Regions from separate parts of the Homo sapiens genome. Here region 1 is linked to region 2. Evidence: read pairs that join two places in POLR2A ChIA-PET (ENCODE). Cell type or tissue: PC-9. All regions are shown on one strand. Links, peaks and the distances in the headings refer to the core of each region. The heading gives the core; the rest is flanking DNA.

Region 1 (2,914 bases), core at 263-2,762, 67 kb before region 2:
AACCATGCTAAACACTTCTAATGAACTATCTTGTTTACTTTCCATATCAACCCTGTGAAATACATATGATTATCCCCACTTTACAACTGAGAAAATCGAGGCTTAGAGAAGTTAATTGATAAGTGGTAGAGCACAGGTTTGGCCAGGCAGTCTAATTTCTGACTCAGGAGCCTGTACTCTCCTGTAATACTTTCCAGGATAAGCTTGTATTGCAGTCTTTCTGTCCTGATACTACACCAGCACACTCACTTGCTCTAATATGTTCTCTCTCTCTCTTACACACACCCCCCGCCCCCCACCTTTCTTGCTCTGCCTTTTCTTCCTTTCCCACTTTCTGTCCACAGAAAAGATGCTGAAGTCTTACCTGCAGAGTACTTTCTTCTGAATCATAGACAGCTGAGATGGCCCCACCCCTGCCCTTTCCAGGGCACCCATGGCAAATCCAAAAGTAATCTGCCAGGCCATTCACCTTCTGTTTTCCAAGAGAAGACTTCCCAGGCCCCTTCCATTCCTCTAAGCCACCCTACTTCTTCTCCATCACTGAAAGCAAGTGGTCACCCCAGCTCCCTGCTAGGGGGACTTCAGTAGCTTTATCTATAATGTCCCTGTGATTGTGTTGTTTTTCTGGACCATTTAGCTTTGGGTTTCATTTTAAAGCCTTCAATCTTGTATTCCAATTACCCTGCAGTCTATCTGAAGTATTTCACCTGGGGGGATTAAGGATAGTGGTACATCTGGGGCCTCAGCCTATAGAAGTGATTGAAGCCTAAACAAGAATGCATTTGGCAAGCCTGGGCTCCTCCAGACTTACGGGTTTGCAACATCCAGGCAGCCTGAAGAGTCAGAGGGCAGCTGTGGGCAAGCAGAGCCCTACTTGGGAGAAGACACTGAGTAGGGGAGATGGGAGAGTGAGAGGTTGGGCATGAAATACTTGCAGAGGAGGAAAAGAAGCTCCTAGGCAAGGAGGGCTGGAGCCACAGTGGCCACAGACACCACAACCAAGGTGCAGGGAATCCAGAATTAATGTAAGTTGATATGTGAGGACAGCATTAAAACCACAGTCAAGGTAGAGAATAGTAGGGAGAATGTGGGACTAAGCTAAGCAAACAGCTAGTCTAATAGCTGTGTGCACAAACATGTACCCCCTCACATGCACATAGACACATAACACGTGCCAACCCTGCCCCGCAGCATTCCTTTGATTTCAGCTTTCTTATGCCAAAACACATGAGCAACAACCAGTTCTTGCAGAAAGGACCCCAGCCTCACTTGCTCAGTCTGCTCTGCAGTACTGTCAGCCTTCCCCTCCCTCTTCCTGCTTCTCTGCTCAAAGCGACCCACTTTTGTACCTCCTGCCCTGTTGTATGGTGACCAGCATTGGCCTAAGCTTCAGACAGTGATCCTGGGGAATATCAGATATCCCCTCCAACTTATAATGAATCTCCCTGGACTTTGGCCATTCCATAGAGTCAGCCACCAGACCCTGGGGCCTCTTGGGGCCATTTGGAAACTCTGAAGCACCTGCTTTCCTATTGACAGCTCTCCTGTTCAACCCTACCTACTGCATGACCTACCTACAGTTCTTCCTGCTACCTGTCAGCCCAGGTGCCCTTGGAGTGGACCTCCTTCCTTATTTCCTTTAAAGCCCCATTTTTCTACCCTAGGGCTGGGAGTCTTAGTGTCTGTCTTGTTGCCCTGGAGCTGACTGGTCCACGGCCCTGGCTCAGGCGACCACACTCATCCCTCCAGGCCTCCCTCTTTCTTTAGAGGAGTCTAACACACGGGTCTGGGGCAGGTGGTGTATACCTCCTCCGACTCTGTACATCAGGGACTATTTCTCCCTACACTCCTCCACACTTGCTGTGAGCACCTCTGACGAGTAAAGTTTACCTTTGTGTTCTTTGTAAAAAGGGGAGAGACAAGTAAAGCATCCTCAGTAGCATGAAGACAGGAAAGCTCTCAGAATCCTCACCTCCCACAGACCTCCTGGCTTCTTCCTCCTCCCACACACTTCCTGCACTTTGTGGGGTGGGGGGGGGACTCACCCGGGTCCCTTCCATTCACACTGACTCTCCTATCCTTCTGTCCTACACAGTCCTGAGTCATCTTCCTCCTCCTCACCTCCTCCCCCACCTCCTCTTCATCCTCATCACCTAGTCACCATTATGATTCAACAGCACACTCACGGTGTAGGTGAAGGAAACTAAGCCTCCTGGCTCAAGAATGGGTTGGCAGACTAGTTAAGGCTCTATTCTTTGCTGTCAGAGAGCCCAGGTTTGAATTCTGGCTCTGCTATCTCATGGACACAAGAAATCATGGGCAAGCTTCAGTATCATCATCTTTGAAATGGGGAAATTAAAAAACATTTACCTCATAGGATTGTTAGCAGAACTGACTGACATTATGCAATAAAGCACTTGTACAATGCCTTGTGCATAGGAAAACATCAATAAGCAGTAGCTATGTAGCTATCTGTATTAGCTAGAAAAAATCATCATAGTTTTGATCGAGGAAGCAAGGATCAAATCTCAACTGTGAAATTACATGAGAATTTGGAGGCTCAACAGCAAGATCCATAGCCTGGCCTGGCCTGCAGTTTTGAATATCTGAGTTTCTAAATAATGGCAAACCACAAGGTAAACTTATTAGCATCGTAGGATTTTAACCACTCACCTATGAGGGAAACATGCAATGCCAGCTCTTTGCATGACGCCGAGGATTAAGGAGGCAATTGTTTCTTTATAAATCATAGTGTGGTGAGTAGTAGAATGGTCCTCTGCTAGAAATCTATTTCAACCATCATCTGAATACCCTTTAAAATACCATGTCTCTCCATCAGGGGAAAGCTACCCCATTCTCACTCTCAGCAGAGCCATTTGGGTCACTGCCCTGGGGATCCTGTTGGTTGGGCCAC
Region 2 (2,914 bases), core at 254-2,753:
AAAATATGTACACACCTTTTTACTGGAAAGTGTAAACAAAGCTTTTATGAGGCACAAAGGGTGACTCAAAAGGTTAAACACCACCACTCTCAGAATAATCTTGAGGACATTTAAGGAAGATCAGAAATTATGAAAATCAGATGGTCTAGAAAAAGCATTCTCTAACCTATGAGGTACTTGAAGACAGGAATATATTTATGCATCTGCATTCATGCAGAGATTGATGCATGTTGTATAGATTATTCTCTAATATACTTTTTGTTTAAACACCCTCTTATTTTTGGAGTCTTTAACATTATTTATAAATCGCGTATGTTTAGGAAATTTCTTTTTCTTTTCCTTTTTTTTTTTTAATTTTTTTTTTTAGAAGACAGGGTCTTGCTTTGTCACTCAGGCTGGAGTGCCATGGCACAACACAGCTTACTGCACCCTCGACCTCCCAGGATCAAGCAATCTTCCTGCCTCAACCTCCCAAGTAGCTGGGACTACAGGTGCACACCACCATGCCTGGCTAATTTTTGTACTTTTTTGTAGAATGGGGTTTTGCCATATTGCCCAGGCTGGTCTCAAACTCAAGCAATCCACTCACCTCAGCCTCTACTCACATGGATCCACTCACCTGGGATTATAGGTGTAAGCCACCACACCCAGCCAGATTTTTTATAAATATAACCTACACATAATCTACATCCAAAAGGAAGAGGCAGCTGGGCTCTGTGGCTCACAGCTCTACATAGCTAACATAACCAAAGCATTTTTTGGTTGTTCTTCAATCAAATCATCAAAGAGAGTTGGATAAATAATTATATGCTAAGTTATTTCTATATCGATATTCAACCCCATCCCCACTCTGGTTTTTATATTAATGATAAAGCAAGCTTTATGATAAAATGAAATGTATTTCTATCTTCTGCAATGACTTTTACTCTAGGGATGATTCATAGAAGAGCTATTAGCTACTGAGTAATTAGCAACAAGACTATCATGTCAACACAGACAATTCTCAAAGCTTAAGAACAGGAAAAACACAATTTGAAAAACATATTCAACATTTCTTAACACTTCTTTACATTTTATTTGGCTCCAAAAAAATATGTGCTCAATTTCAAGTGTTTGGTTGACATTTCAAGTTAATCAGACATTTCAAATTTATAACTTCTAAAAGAATTAATGAGTTAAAAGAATTAAGGAATTAAGAACTAACTCAAGTGTTATGGCTTAAAACAATATCTTCTGTTTTGAAATAATACACTGGCTGACATAATAAGCACATACACTCAAGTTTATAAGGTCTTCCAATTAAGCTTGATTTGTGTTCAAAGATTACTGAGATTTAAAAAAAAGGAATAAGCCCTTTTTCTGGCTTATAAGTAATCTTCATTCAAAGTGGCCATATGACTCAGAATATATACACTTTGCTAGTCAGTTGCTTACTCCACATCTGGCTAATATGCAATATGTGTTATTTTAACCCTGCATGAAAGTCAAAGAATCATTCATTTATTTGTAGTAAATACTTAAACCACTGCATGAAAATAATGGCATACTAAGTAAGAAAGTTGAAAATTAGGCTAAGCTCAGCACTCAGACTCCACTGACATAATCATCTGATCAAGTTATCTAAACCATCAAAATGTGTGTATATAAACTTACATCTTAAACAAAAAACTATTAGGGAGAGGAATAAAAACTTTTACAAGATTTTATGTATGAATAAGAAGTCTGGGAATGGAATTTGGGGGAAGGAATAGTTTAATTGAGCACAGAATAATATACACAGGAAGTTCAAAGTGAAGTATGTATGACTAATTGAATGAAAATTTTAACTATACTTCACTCACTAAAAGAGCATTACATATCTCTACTGGATGGCAAGCTCAAAGGCCAGGCATGAAGGACCTAAAACAGCTGCACTAAAGGAAATTCTGTGCAATTTCTTTTTTCTTTCCAGTAACTTTTTAAATAATGTATACGGCAGAAGTTTACATGCAGTTCTTTATGTTTTCTTTGCCTGATGGAGGGACAGGAAGAAGAGAATAGATGTGGTATGACCAGGAGAAATTGCAGTAATAACAGCTCATGGCCAACTCCAGAAGCAAATTTAAATGGGGCTCAGGGTTTTGTTAACTTTTACACTTTAACTACATACTTTTGGAATATGGAAAAAGACAGTTGAAATAATCTAGTCCAACCTCCTTGAGGTGATTAATACTGTCAACCTGATTGGATTGAAGGATGCAAAGTATTGATCCTGGGTGTGTCTGGGAGGATCTTGCCAAAGATTAACATTTGAGTCGGTGGGCTGGGAAAGGCAGACCCACCCTTAATCTGGGTGAGCACCATCTAATCAGCTGCCAGAGTGGCTAGAATATAAAGCAGGCAGAAACAAAACAAAACAAGAAACAACGTGAAAAGACTAGACTGGCCTAGCCTCCCAACCTGCATCTTTCTCCTGTGCTAGATGCTTCCTGCCCTTGAACACTGGACTCCAAGTACTTCAGTTTTGAGACTTGGACTGGCTCTCCTTGCTCCTCAGCTTCCAGACAGCCTGTTGTGGGACCTTGTGATTTTGGGAGTTAATACTTAATGAACTCCCCTTCTATCTATCTATCTATCTATCTATCTATCTATCTATCTATCTTATATACACATATATCATATTAGTTCTGTCCCTCTAGAGAACCCTGACTAATACACTCCTTATTTCATATATGAGGATATTGCAGCCCATAGAAGTTGAATGACTTGTCCAAGACTAATGGATAAACTAATTTTATAGCCAGTGACAGTAAAAAGGTCTTTTAATTGTAGATCACTGAATAAAATTTTTTTAAAACATCAAGATACTCCCCGACTCTACTAAAAATATGAAAAATGAGCCAGGCATGGTGGCAGGTGCCTGTAGTCCCAGCTG

Evidence for each region. ChIA-PET counts read pairs that join two places held together with the same protein. Peaks named below come from ENCODE experiments on the same cell type or tissue, not always from the same donor. Only the 100,000 strongest peaks of a DNase experiment are listed, where the experiment ranks them.
Region 1: POLR2A ChIA-PET joins it to region 2 with 6 read pairs; 2 of 35 experiments call an interaction of 5 or more read pairs at or near these places.

Annotation. Positions count from the first base shown.
Region 1 is chr3:112,001,769-112,004,682 of GRCh38, reverse strand. The region is part of intron 3 of TAGLN3 (transgelin 3); the gene reads right to left. Among named protein-coding and RNA genes, the nearest start is that of TAGLN3, 4.3 kb to the right of the region's middle. RefSeq lists an enhancer at 1,539-2,738. In PC-9, for the core only: no CTCF peak of the experiment used is centred there; no DNase peak of the experiment used is centred there.
Region 2 is chr3:111,935,228-111,938,141 of GRCh38, reverse strand. The region is part of intron 6 of PHLDB2 (pleckstrin homology like domain family B member 2); the gene reads right to left. Among named protein-coding and RNA genes, the nearest start is that of ABHD10, 42 kb to the left of the region's middle. In PC-9, for the core only: no CTCF peak of the experiment used is centred there; DNase peaks (open chromatin) are centred at 971 and 1,771; H3K4me3 peaks cover 1,240 bases; H3K27ac peaks cover 2,500 bases.